2 separate regions of the Homo sapiens genome follow, and region 2 is linked to region 1. A link is a contact called in ENCODE Hi-C or POLR2A ChIA-PET data. All regions are on one chromosome and are shown on one strand. The core of a region is the stretch at or near the end of the contact, and the rest is flanking DNA. Distances in the headings are between cores, read along the strand shown. Region 1 overlaps RAI1 (retinoic acid induced 1). Region 2 overlaps TOM1L2 (target of myb1 like 2 membrane trafficking protein).

The links. A loop is a pair of places that touch in the nucleus more often than their neighbours do. ChIA-PET counts read pairs that join two places held with the same protein, here RNA polymerase II (POLR2A). Pooled maps may share reads with other maps.
Region 2: a loop to region 1 is called in a pooled map, with 3 times the contacts of the local background. The contact joins two enhancer-like sites. A Hi-C loop is called at or near these places in 2 of 168 maps with a recorded cell type or tissue (CD8-positive, alpha-beta T cell and naive thymus-derived CD4-positive, alpha-beta T cell), 2 of 37 single-sample maps with no recorded cell type and 11 of 50 pooled maps. POLR2A ChIA-PET finds 5 or more read pairs at or near these places in 7 of 52 experiments (activated CD4-positive, alpha-beta memory T cell, activated T-cell, activated naive CD4-positive, alpha-beta T cell and 2 more).

What each region holds. Positions count from the first base shown.
Region 1 is chr17:17,743,792-17,749,656 of GRCh38, reverse strand. The region is part of intron 2 of RAI1 (retinoic acid induced 1); the gene reads right to left. Among named protein-coding and RNA genes, the nearest start is that of RAI1-AS1, 20 kb to the left of the region's middle. Within about 2 kb of position 2,301, at least 6 of the 41 ENCODE cell types and tissues checked have a DNase peak (open chromatin) inside an H3K27ac peak, as active enhancers do.
Region 2 is chr17:17,855,327-17,861,690 of GRCh38, reverse strand. TOM1L2 (target of myb1 like 2 membrane trafficking protein) reads left to right here. Exons shown (of 15, transcript NM_001082968.2): 12 at 140-215. Among named protein-coding and RNA genes, the nearest start is that of SREBF1, 22 kb to the right of the region's middle. RefSeq lists enhancers at 1,543-1,592, 2,366-2,866. Within about 2 kb of position 1,534, at least 10 of the 41 ENCODE cell types and tissues checked have a DNase peak (open chromatin) inside an H3K27ac peak, as active enhancers do.

The DNA of each region.
Region 1 (5,865 bases), core at 1,052-3,551:
GCAGAGGCAAAGATCCTGAGGCCTGAAGGAGCATGGTCCACTTCCTGGTACCAAGAGGGGGGGAAGATGAAGCGAAAGTGAGCCATCTCCATCACATCCCCTCTCTGAATTTCAGTTTCCTCATATTTAAATTGTGGCCATGCTAATAGCCTCTCAAAGGGCATCTCTGAATCTCAGAGGAGAAAATAGCACACTCGAAGTGCTCCTGGATGCTCATTCATTCCTTGATGTTACCAAGAGTGGGCAGAAAGACCTCCGCCTGATGCCTAGGCAGTGCGTGGAGGATGCCGGCTAGGAGGTGAGCAGAGCTGTCTCTGGGGCTCAGGAGGCAGGAGCAGGGAGGGAGAGTTGCTGCTATTAAGGCTCCTGCCACGCAGGCTAAATATCAAGAGTCGTCTCCAGCCGGGAGAGCTATTAGGCGGCAGCGGAAGCACTGGCTCTCTGGGGAGGCGGGCAGGACTGTCCCTGGAGGCAGCTCAGGCGAGCTGGTGCTAAGAGCGGGAACTCTCTGCTGACGGGCAGATGCTGGCCGCCATTCAGCCTCTTTCTGGACGGGGATGGTTGTGAAGGGTATTGCAGGATTCGTGGGGAGATCCAGGAGGCCCCCAGGGGCTGATGTGTTGTTGTGCATTTCCCTGATGCTCCATGCCAGCCCTGCTGCTGTCTCCTGAGGTCAGAAGCAGGAACAGATGCAGCAGTTCTTTGAGGTGTGCCTGCCACCAGGTGCCAAAAAGGGCACAGGCAGGGAGGGGGGTGCAGCTAGAGGAGGTCCCATTAGGGGCTGAAGCCCCCAGTGATTTGTAGCGGGACCACATCACTCCCTTGACTCACATACCTGTCATGGCCCCTGAGGTCCCTGCCGCCAGCTTTCAGGCTCGCCTCTGCTCACTCCAGTGCTACCAAGCCCTGCAGCCCTCCACACCACAGTGCCCCACCGACATACGCGTGCGTACACTGTTTCTTCTGCCAGGTATGCCAGCCTCGGCTCCCATCCTCCTACACCTTTTCTATCATCATTTAAGAACCTATTGGAGTTCTAATCATGGCTAAGCCAGTTGTCCAAGCAACCTCCCCTCTCTGATCCTTAGCTTACTCACTGCTAACATACGGAAGCTATTTCCTATCTCACAGGGTTGTTGGTACAAATTAAACATGACGATGTATGTGAAAAGCACCTAATAGCATGTGGCATGAAGTAGTTATTTAAAAAGTGGAAACAAGAAAACCCCTACAAAAACCACCCAATCAACCTTCTCGGAGCAGCACCTCCTTCAGGAAGTCTTCCCTAATCACACCCTGGCTGTCCCCTTCTCCATGCATTTGAGTTTAAGTGCCTTTTTACTGGGCCCTCAGCTCCCTGGATGGCCCCTGGCATGGCACTACCTGGGACAACAATGACTTATTTGGGCATCTGCCCCATCTCCAACAGCCTGTAAAGACTTTGAGGGCAGGGACATTCCTGGTGGGTGCCAGGCCACACAGTCAGTGTTAGATGAATGAGTAAAGAAGATTGGGTGTCCTCATTCTTTGCCTGCCACCATGTAAGACATGCCTTTCGCCTTCCGCCATGACTCTGGGGCCACCCTAGCCAGGTAGAACTGGTCTTGCTCTGTCGCCCAGGCTGGAGTGCAGTCGCACGATCACAGCTCACTGTAGCCTCGACCTCCCAGGCTCAAGTGATCTTCCAGCCTTAGCCTCCAAGTAGCTGGGACCACAGGCACACTCCACCATGCTCAGCTAATTTTTTAAATTTTTTGTAGAGATGGGGTCTCACTGTGTTGCCCAGGATGGTCTCAAACTCCTGGGCTCAAAGATCCTCCTGCTTCTACCTCCCAAAGCACTGGGATTATAGACATGCACCACTGTGCCCAGCCAGACTGGCCCTTTTGAGATATCTTTTCAAGTTTTTTGCATGTCTGACAATTGATGGCTCCACCTGGACCTACCAAGCACTCCTGTGGCCTCCATCTAGAAGCGACTAAGCACAAGAGGGCAGCTCCAACCCAATCAGTCGGCACTCCCCATACTCTAGGCCCCTGCCACCAAACTATCTTTGAAAAAGCCCCTAACCTCAGAGTGTGGCCGGCCTCGTGTCAAATGCCCCTGGAACCCTAGAATTCGTTCTCAGCCCAGGATGGGCTGCCAGGACAGCCCTATGTCGGTTGCCCTCACCTCAAGCTCTGCCCAGTGGTCCTGACCTCAGCCCAGGCTTCAGTCTCCTTCCCAGGCTGCCACTAATTGCAGCCTCCAGCAACAGGGACTGGCCCACCCCATCTTCCACATCCTCTGACAGGCCACTAGTCAGCCAGTGGCTAAGTGCCAAGCAGCCAGCCTGAGCTCAGGGCTGGCTGGAGAAGGGGTTATAAAACATCCCAGGCAGCCCCAGGGGTTTGGGGAGGTGACGTGTGGGGGTCTGTGAGCTGTCTCCATTTCTTCTAGAAACCTCAGGGGTACTGTGCATTTACCCCAAATGAGGCTCCACTGACACAAATCTACCAGTGCCCCTGATCTGGGTGGGAAGGCTGTCAGCTTGAGGCCCCGCTGGTTCTCTCCCCAACTCAAAGCTCAGATAGGCAGTTATGGATGTCTTTGATTAATAAGAAATGGGGGCGATGAATTAATCATTATGTAATAAATGCAGTTTGTTTGGCAGCCGTATCTTTCAAAAACATGGCTCTAGTGTGTGTGTGAAATAATGAAGGAGTCCTCAGAAAACACATGGGGCTGGGCGTGGTGGCTCATGCCTGTAATCCCAGCACTTTGGGAGGCCGAGGCAGGCGGATCACCCAAGGTCGGGAGTTCAAGACCAGCCTGACCAACATGGAGAAACCCCTTCTCTACTAAAAATACAAAATTAGCCGGGCGTGGTGGTGCATGCCTGTAATCCCAGCTACTTGGGAGGCTGAGGCAGGAGAATTGCTTGAACCTGGGAGGCGGAGGTTGTGGTGAGCCGAGATAGCACCATTGCACTCCAGCCTGGGCAACAAAAGCGAAACTCCATCTCAAAAAAAAAAAAAAAAAAGAAAAGAAAAGAAAAAAAAAGAAAACACATATGGTGCTCTGGGACAGGCGATGGCTTTTGCCCCAGCAGCCCCCATCCTTGGGGGAGGCAGTGACCGAGGCTTCTTAAGGGGATGGCAGGAGCTCCTGAACTCCCAGTTTAGGGAGGGACAGAGAACGGTGGTAGCTCCTCTTAAACCCCTTAGGGCAGGGGCTCTGGGCTCAGCCCAGGTTCTCTACCTCCTGCCCAGAGCCAGACCGACCCAGTCCGCTGCCTGCCTCGCTCTGAAAGAGGACTGAACAGATGTTTCCTTCAATCAGGAAAATAACGTTGGCTCCCAGATGGGCTGCGGCACGGAAGCGCATCCTCTCCCTGCCTCCCTTTGTGACAAGGTCTTTCATTCTGGGGAGCAGCTGAGCATCGGAGATGGCGAGTGGGGGCACGGTGGCACCCCCGGGGGCATCTGCCGGGCTTGGCTATCACCCGTGTCCCTGGAGAAGGAATCCTGAAGCACAAAGGCCCCGCCGGCTGCCGTTTCCAGTGCTCGGGGCTGACAGGTGCTGGTGGAGGATCTGCTGGCCAAGAAAGGGGCAATGGTGGCCTGGTAGGCAGGGGCTGAGCCCAGAGGGATGCCTCCCAATGCATGCCAACTCCACAACGCTCATGTGGGAACAACGCACCCAGTCCCTGTCCCCGGCCATGGTATGGCTCGGCTCCCCACTCATGCCCAATCATGGCCCAGGGCAGCACCCACCTCGCAGGGCCCAAGCCTGCCCCTCTCCTCCGGCCACATCCTCACGGCTTCCTCCACCCGCTGGCCACCGTCCCTGCCTGGCCTGGACTCCACACAAGCCCCCCGGGTACACCCTGCTCACCCTTCTGTAAGCTCTGCTGGAGAAAGAGTTTTTAAAAACACATGCTGGACCAGCTCACTTACCTCCCTGCTTAAAAGCCTTCAGGGCTGGGTGTGGTTGGTCATGCCTATAATCCAGCACTCTGGGAGGCCAAGGCGGGTGGATCACCTGAGGTCAGGAGTTTGAGACCAGCCTGGCCAACATGGTGAAACCCTGTCTTTACCAAAAAATACAAAAATAGCCAGGCGTGGTGGCACGTGCCTGTAATCCCAGCTACTCAGGAGGCTGAGGTTGCGGTGAGCCGAGATCGTGCCACTGCACTCCAGCCTGGGCAACAGACCCTGTCTCAAAAAAAACAAAAACAAAAACAAACACACACACACACACACACACACAAAAGCCTTCAATGGCTCCCTGACTTAGAGAATAAAACAGAAACTCCATGGCCTGGCATCCAAGATCCAGAACCCCTTGGTGGCTCCCTACAGTGGGTTGATCATGGCCATCCCACAGGGACTCCAAAGTCAGCACATCCCAAATACCTCCCTTTCCTTAGAATATGCTCTTCCAAGCTTTTCCCTCTCCTTTCTTCTACCTAAAAACTTGTGATCTCTGTGGAGTCCCAGTTCACACTCCATGTCCCTTCAAGGTTCCCCGATCCCCATTCCCTGTCCTGCCAACCCACAGTTAGTTCCCTCCTTTGTGGACCCTCTTCCATCATCACTTTACAGGCCCACTCCCCATGGAGGGGTCATTTATCAGCTTAGGGGTCAGTCTCCCCACCAGGACTGTGAGAGCCCCTAACAGCAGGGCTCAAGGTCTGAAATCCTCGGGGTTCAGCACACAGTAGGTACACAGTAAAGATTTAATTGTGTATGTAAATGCCCACAAACAGAGTCAAAGACTCAGATTACACTAGTAAAAGTAAAGACCTCTAGGGAAGCCTAGACAGGAACTCTGACCTGTTTATGTGCCTCTACAGTTTTCCTTTTTTTTTTTTTTTTTTTTTTTTGAGACGGAGTCTCAACCTGTCACCCAGGCTGGAGTGCAGTGGCACAATCTCGGCTCACTGCAACCTCCACCTCCTGCGTTCAAGAGATTCTCCTGCCTCAGCCTCCTGAGTAGCTGGGATTACAGGTGCGCACCATCACGCCCGGCTAATTTTTGTATTTTTAGTAAGACAGGGTTTCACCATGTTGGTCAGGCTGGTCTCGAACTCCTGACCTCGTGATCTGTCCGCCTCGGCCTCCCAAAGTGCTGGAATTACAGGCGTGAGCCACCCACCGTGCCCGGCCTTCCCTTCTTTATTTACAACCATTTCCTTTCTTTTGGAATTAAAAAATGATTTTGAATGAAAACCACGCCAAGGCTGCCCCTGACAAACTGCCTGCTATTTCTGTGAACCAGTTCTGTGTGGGGCCTTGCCTTTCTGGCTACTGACCCTCATGGCCACCCTGAGGGTACAGAAATGGCTGGACCCACTTTACAGAACAGCAGACTGAGGCTCTTAGCAGGGAAGGGCCACCCAGGGCAGATGGGCTGGTGTTTGAACCCTAGGGGAACCCGAACCCCATGCTACCCCCTGGCCTCCCCCAGGCAAGCTGGGAATTAATGACGAAGAGGGGTGATACTGGCAATCCCACAGGGAGTCCTAGGTGGACAAGTCCCAAATCTGTTCCTCCTCAGGCGTCCCCGTATGCACCAGTGCCACCATTCACACAGTCACTCAGGTCTGTAGGCAAAGCCTCTTAAATACTGTGTGGCCAGAACTGTGCAAAAAAATGCAATGACTGTCTCACAGCCCAAACCAGAATCGGGCAGACAGAGCTCCTGCTGGTCTCCCCTCCATTCCCTTTTAGCTCCCCTCCCTGCCCTGAGCCTGCCCGCTCTCCTACGGCCCAGCCAGGGGCTGCAGAGTGGATCCGGGCTCCATGCAGCCTAAAAGATGTCCTTGGCCCTCCTATGCCTCATGCCAGTTCCTGATCCTGGAAGGGATCCATGGCAGCCAAG
Region 2 (6,364 bases), core at 285-2,784, 110 kb before region 1:
TGTCAAGGTTTCAGGAAATGTTTTTCCAAGGACATCTGAGGAAGGACCATAGGATAGAAGTGATTACAGGCCACTACCCCATCCCTCCATGACCACTGGAGGAAAATGAACTCTGCTTGTGCTGCTTCTTCATCTCCAGGGTAACCTATGAGGATCCTCAGGCTGTCGGAGGACTTGCTTCTGCACTAGACAATCGAAAACAGAGTTCAGAAGGGGTAGGTCTTTAACCCTGTTTTTCTGCCTGGAGTCTTCTGGAGGGAAAGTCAGGTGGTTTGGCAAAGCTGGCTGGGTAATTCAGCAGAAACTGGCTTGCACAGGGGGCAGGGACACCCTGGGGGAGAGACCCACGGGGGACACCCCGTGGAACCCAGGTAGTGCCTCATTGAGTCTTCACCTCACCCCGTGAGATGAGGCCACACATGAGCTTCCCAATCCACCCAAGAGAAAACAGTCCCAGGCAGGTGGGAGACAGGCTGAGACACCCAGAGAGCAGACAGCAAGCTGGGGTTCCAATCCTAGGATTAGTGTCCATTTCCAGAACCCCTGCTGTTCCTACCACAGTGGCCCCAAGTTCTCCAGGCACAAGTCTCCTATGGTCACCTGTTACAGTGCCACAGGGTGGTCAGTGCTCTGATAAAACCATGGCCTGCACCAGGAAGGACAATGCTGACCCGAGCCACATCTCTGATGGCCATTTGTCACTGGCCTAGCAGAGCAGTACCAACCCCATTAGAAGGCACTCGAGAGCCAGGGTTTGTTTACAGAGCTGGTGCAGTTGGGTGGTGGCTGGGAGGGTGTCCTGTGGCGGTGAGGGGGTGCGGCACAGTGAAGTGGAGGGAATGGTATGTGTTTGGGCCTCCCCAAACATAACCATGCTTTCTGTACAATTTCGGATTACTGAAGGGGAAAGAATGTGTGTCTTAATGCTTCTCATGAGATTTTTGTTTTTGCCTAACAAAGAAATGTGTATGAATGCACGTCTGTTTGCAGGGGCAGGGAGGAGGAGGGTCCTTGGAATAGCTGCCGACAACAGCTGGAACTCCTGTCTGGGTCCCCCAGCTGGGCTAGAGAGGGCAGTGATCATCTGTCCACTGGACAGGAAGGTTTGCAAAGGGCTGTTTGCTTACTGGGTCCCAATTTTTAGCCTTCTGAAGCCCCTGTCCAATGGGCCCAGGCAGGCAGCAGTGCTGGTTTCCACGGGATGCTCCTTCTTGGGGGAAGGGACTCACTCCCTCATCCATGCTGGTCTTCACCTGGTGGATCTGAGGGCATGCATCCCTCTGCACTGGTCACCAGAGGGCGCAGAAGAGCCAGCTGGCTGCCTTGGGTCCTCAGTGCCGTGCCTTTCCACAGGAGTGGGCAGTGCCACCTGAACCCCTGAGACTGGGACACTCAAAATCAATGCAGTGCTCATGGCTCTGATTCTCCCATTACTTAGAATGTCCTCCCACCTGCCCCAGCGTGGGCATTAGAGAGCCCAGCCAGGGGCCTACCAGGATACTGCCTGGTGAGGACATCCCCTCCTCGTGGCCAACCCTGGCCTGCACTGGGAGCAGCCCTGTTGTGCCCCTATGAGGCTGACCTCATTTGTCCCTCACTCTGGGTCCAGGACCTGCCTTGTCCATGCCAGGGTGTGTCCTGCTGCACCCCTGCCATTATCAGCGCCCAGGCCTGGGTCTGAGCCCAGGAGATGTGAGTGACTTCCCGCCCTTCACCCTTTGTGTGTGTGGCTTGGACTAGCTCCCTGTTTTCAAAGGTCCTGATGACTCCAGCAGGTTTTCCACCCAGCAGTAGGCAGATTGCTTTTTTTGAGATGGAGTCTCGCTCTGGCGCCCAGGTTGGGGTGCAGTGGCGCGATCTTGGCTCACTGCAGCTTTCCTCTCCCAGGTTCAAGCGATTGTCCTGCCTCAGCCTCCTGAGTAGCTGGTATTACAGGTGCCCACCACCACAGCCGGCTAATTTTTGTGTTTTTACTAGAGACAGGGTTTCACTATATTGGCCAGGTCGGTCTCGAACTCCTGACCTCAGGCACTCTGCCCGTCTTGGCCTCCCAAAGTGCCGGGATTACAGATGTGAGCCACCATGCCCGGCCATCAGATTGCTTTTCATGTTTGCTGCTCCATGGGGCAATGCCATGGCCACAGCCTTAGCGATACAGGGCAGCAGAGCATGTGGGCTGTGTGTGTCTGTGTGTGTCTACACATATTCTTGCCCACCTGCAGCATTTCAGGTTACCTTGTCCCATCCCAAGCCATGCTGACCTCGAAATGAAAACGAGGCCAAGGGAGAAATTAAGAACACAATAAAAAAGGGGAAGGCTGGGCACAGTGGCTCATGCCTGTAATCTCAGCACTTTGGGAGGCCGAGGCGGGCGGATCACGTGAGGTCGGAAGTTCGAGACCAGCCTGACCAACATGGAGAAACCCCATCTCTACTAAAAATACAAAATTAGCTGGGCATGGTGGCACATGCCTGTAATCCCAGCTACTCAGGAGGCTGGGGTAGGAGAATCGCTTGAACCCAAAGGCGGACGTTGCAGTGAGCCGACATCATGCCATTGCACTCGGGCCTGGGCAAGAAGAGTGAAACTCCGTCTCAAAAATAAATAAAATAAAATGAATGGGAGAAAATCGTGTAGCCGCACCTCTACAAATCAAATCCAACCAAGTCAGTCAAGAAAAGGTCATCCCAGGGCTGGGCGCAGTGGCTCACGCCTGTAATCCCAGCACTTTGGGAGGCCGAGGTGGGAGTTCAAGAACAGCCTGGCCAAGATGGTGAAACCCTGTCTCTAATAAAAATGCAAAAATTAGGGCCGGGCACAATGGCTCACGCCTGTAATCCCAGCACTTTGAGAGGCTGAGGTGGGTGGATCACGAGGTCAGGAGATTGAGACCGTCCTGGCCAACATGGTGAAACCCCATCTCTACTAAAAATACAAAAATTAGCTGGGCGTGGCAGCGCATGCTTGTAATCCCAGCTACTTGGGAGGCTGAGGCAGGCGAATTGCTTGAACCCAGGAGGTAGAGGTTGCAGTGAGCCAAGATCGTGCCACTGCATTCCAGCCTGGCGACAGAGCTAGACTCCATCTCAAAAAAACAGAAACAAAAATTAGCCAGGTGTGGTGGCAGGTACCTGTAATCCCAGCCACTTGGGAGGCTGAGACAGAGAATTGCTTGAATCCAGGAGGCGGAGGTTGCAGTGAGCCGAGATCGCACCACTGCACTCCAGGCTGGGTGACAGAGCAAGACTCCATCTCAAAAAGAGAAAAAGAAAAAGTCATTCTAGCTACTCAGGAGGCTGAGGCGGAAGGATCACTTGCGCCCAGGAGTTTTTGAGACCAGTCCGGGCAACACAGTGAGACCTCATCTCAAATAAATATTTTAAAAGGCAATAATACACCTAAATTTAGTATTCAAGAGTTTAGAAAAAGAATACACATGCCACTAGAAAAGAGAAAAAAAAAATGTAGGAAAAAGAAAAAAGTAGAATTGCTTTTGTAAAAGCTGGTTCTTTGAAAAGTTGACCCCCTCCCAACCCTGATAGCCGTAATTGAGAGAAGCGGCTCTGGTCAACCTTCTGTGATCTCCTGGAGATTTTCCAAGGGCACGGGAGTAGTTGGCATGAGTATGTGTTATCCTGTTGGGATTCTTGGTTACTAAACTTTTCTTCTTTTTTCCAGGCAGGTAAGGGGGACGTGCTGGGGTGGAGGTTGGGAGCAGGGCATCACATTTCCTTACGTGGCAAAGGATCACGTCTGAAGAGTGACTTTTCTGTTTCCACAATATGTGCTATTGACTTCTTTCTCATGGGTCTTGCTGTGACTTTTCTTTCTGAGACTTTTCTGTCCTCGGCCCAGAAGAGAGGTAGAGGTGGGGAGTCTGACCTGGAGCCCATAGACAGCTGGCTTATAACCCAAGGAATGGTGAGGAGTCACCAGCCGAGCCAAGCCTGCTGTCCACCCCAGCCCCTACCTGTGTAACAGCTCATGTCTTCCTCTTGTGACCTGCCGAGCCTTTGTGAATCAGACAGTACAAGGCCACACGCTTTCTTTCTGGCAGGGGTGCCAAATTTCCCCTCCTATTTTTGCATAATCTCTGTAAGCCACAGATTCCCAGTCCCAAAAATACCTCCCTGTCCCCAGGCCTTAAGAGTCTGGGACATTAGCAGGGATGAGGAGAGGGTCCTTTCCTTCCTTTTACTGTCTCCGGAGCTCCGAGCAGTATTCACTTTTCCAGGATGAGCACAAGTTACTGTGGCTTTTGCTTGGGAGGGAACAATTCTAAGGGAACAGACTCAAAGCATCTGACCAGTCAGGGAAGCCCTCTGTAGCCCAGTGCCTGTGAATTTGGCAGTCCTAGGCTTGACAGATTTTTATAATATAGTTGCTTATATCCACTAAGTCCGTCAAAATGATTTGAAACCTCTTGAAGAATACACAGGCCGGGTGCAGTGGCTCACGCCTGTAATCCCAGCACTTTGGGAGGCTGAGGCAGGCAGATCACGAGGTCAGGAGATCGAGACCCTTCTGGCCAACATGGTGAAACCCTGTCTCTACTAAAAATACAAAAATTAGCTGGGTGTGGTGGCATGTGCCTGTAATCCCAACTACTTGGGAGGCTGAAGCAGGAGAATCGCTTGAACCTGGGAGGCAGAGATTGTAGTGAGCTGAGATTGCACCACTGCACTCCAGCCTGGTGATAGAGTGAGACTCCCTCTCAAAAAAATAAAAAAATAAACACAGTAGAAACAGAGTAAAAAGAAAACAAAGCCCAGGGGAGTTCAATGTTGTAAACACAGTTGGTTCTCATGTAGCAGAGCTTTCCTGGCCCACAGACCTGCAAGGGTCTCTCCTGCCTTGTCTGTTCAGGTGGCCTGAGCCTGGTGCATGGAGAGAGGGTCAGCTCATCTCAGGCTGTATGTCTTGGGATGACCATTTCACCTCTAGCAGAGCCCAAAGCTGTGGTACATGTGATGGAGCCTGAGCTGGAGAGAATGCAGAGAAGGAAAGATGATGAAAGCAGTGCAAACATGTGCCTCTCCCTCCAGGTGGGGTGGGGTGAGAGGAATACATAACTGCCCATAGTGTGCTATGCTAGGCTGTGGCCAGAGGAAAGGCCAGCAGGTCCTAGACTGCAAGCAGCACAGGGTCCACCTGCTTGAGCAAAGCGTGACCAGTGAGTAGGAACTTGGGCCATGCAGGATCACCCAGAGCCGTGGGAGCAAGGGGCATCTGCCTGCCACCCAGCTTGGGCTGGTGCCCTCTGCACAGCTCTGCTGTCAGCCTGGGCAGGTCTCCTGCCACCTCTCATAGTAGCAGCATACTGCTGCTCTGCGTGAGAAGGCAGTTCCTCCACTAGACCCCAAGCCCATTCTTAGAGAGATGTGCTGGCCCAGGCCTCTCATTTGCTTCTTCAGGGACAGGCTGGCCTCTGGCCCACATGTCAGGGGCCTTTGCAGCAGGGCTTCTGGAAACCATGTCCATTCATTGGGAAGATCCAGCCCACATGCCCTTGTGCCTATTAATCCTGCAAAAAAGGATACTGCCCACACAAACTCCCCTGAGGGTGGCCTTGGCAGCTGGTGGTGGTGCCTGTCTCTGCCCACACAGACTGCCTCGCCACTGCCAGGTCCCACGTAGAGCTCCAGTCTCTAACTTCCCAGAAACAAACCTAACTAACAGCTAACCTGGTGTCTTGCCTGACTGACTGCAGTTTGTTTTTTTTTTTTTCTTTACAACAAATATTAATTGCTTTGCCTTATTTCCCATAGTGTAGAAACCTTGAGTCTTTTCAAGCCTCCTGAGTACAAATTCTTTACTTGGAAACTTTTTGTACTATTGAGTGAGATCAAAGGCTTTTAGACTTGGTCCCAGTGGGGTGGTGCTTGAAGTGACATAGGAAGGGATTCACAGCTTCTCTGGAAATAGTACACCTGAGCTACAGAAATTGTTCTTGTTACATTGAAAACTGGACAGGTGGGTTTCCTTGTGGGCATGGGGCTGTGGGAAGCTGCAGAGGAGCATCTGTTGGAACCCTTATGCTCCTGGGACTCAGGTGTGTGGATAGCCAACACAGAAGTTAACTGACACCACCAGGCTTATTACTGGTTGAAGAGAAATGAGACTTGTCAATGGGCTAGGGCCGGGCGGCTCTCAGGGAGACTGCTAGGCTTGTGCTCTCCCTCCCTGGCCTCTCTAGTGTGAGGTCTTTTTGCCTCTCTTGGCTGGTGATCAGCTAGGGGTGTCTCCCTTTTGCAGGGTGCAGCCAGGAAAATATCCTCATGTGAGAGAATCTAAGTCAAAACAAGAACAGAGGTAGGTTAGTAAAGAATGCTGCTGCCAAAACCCAGGCTTGGGTTTGGAGGG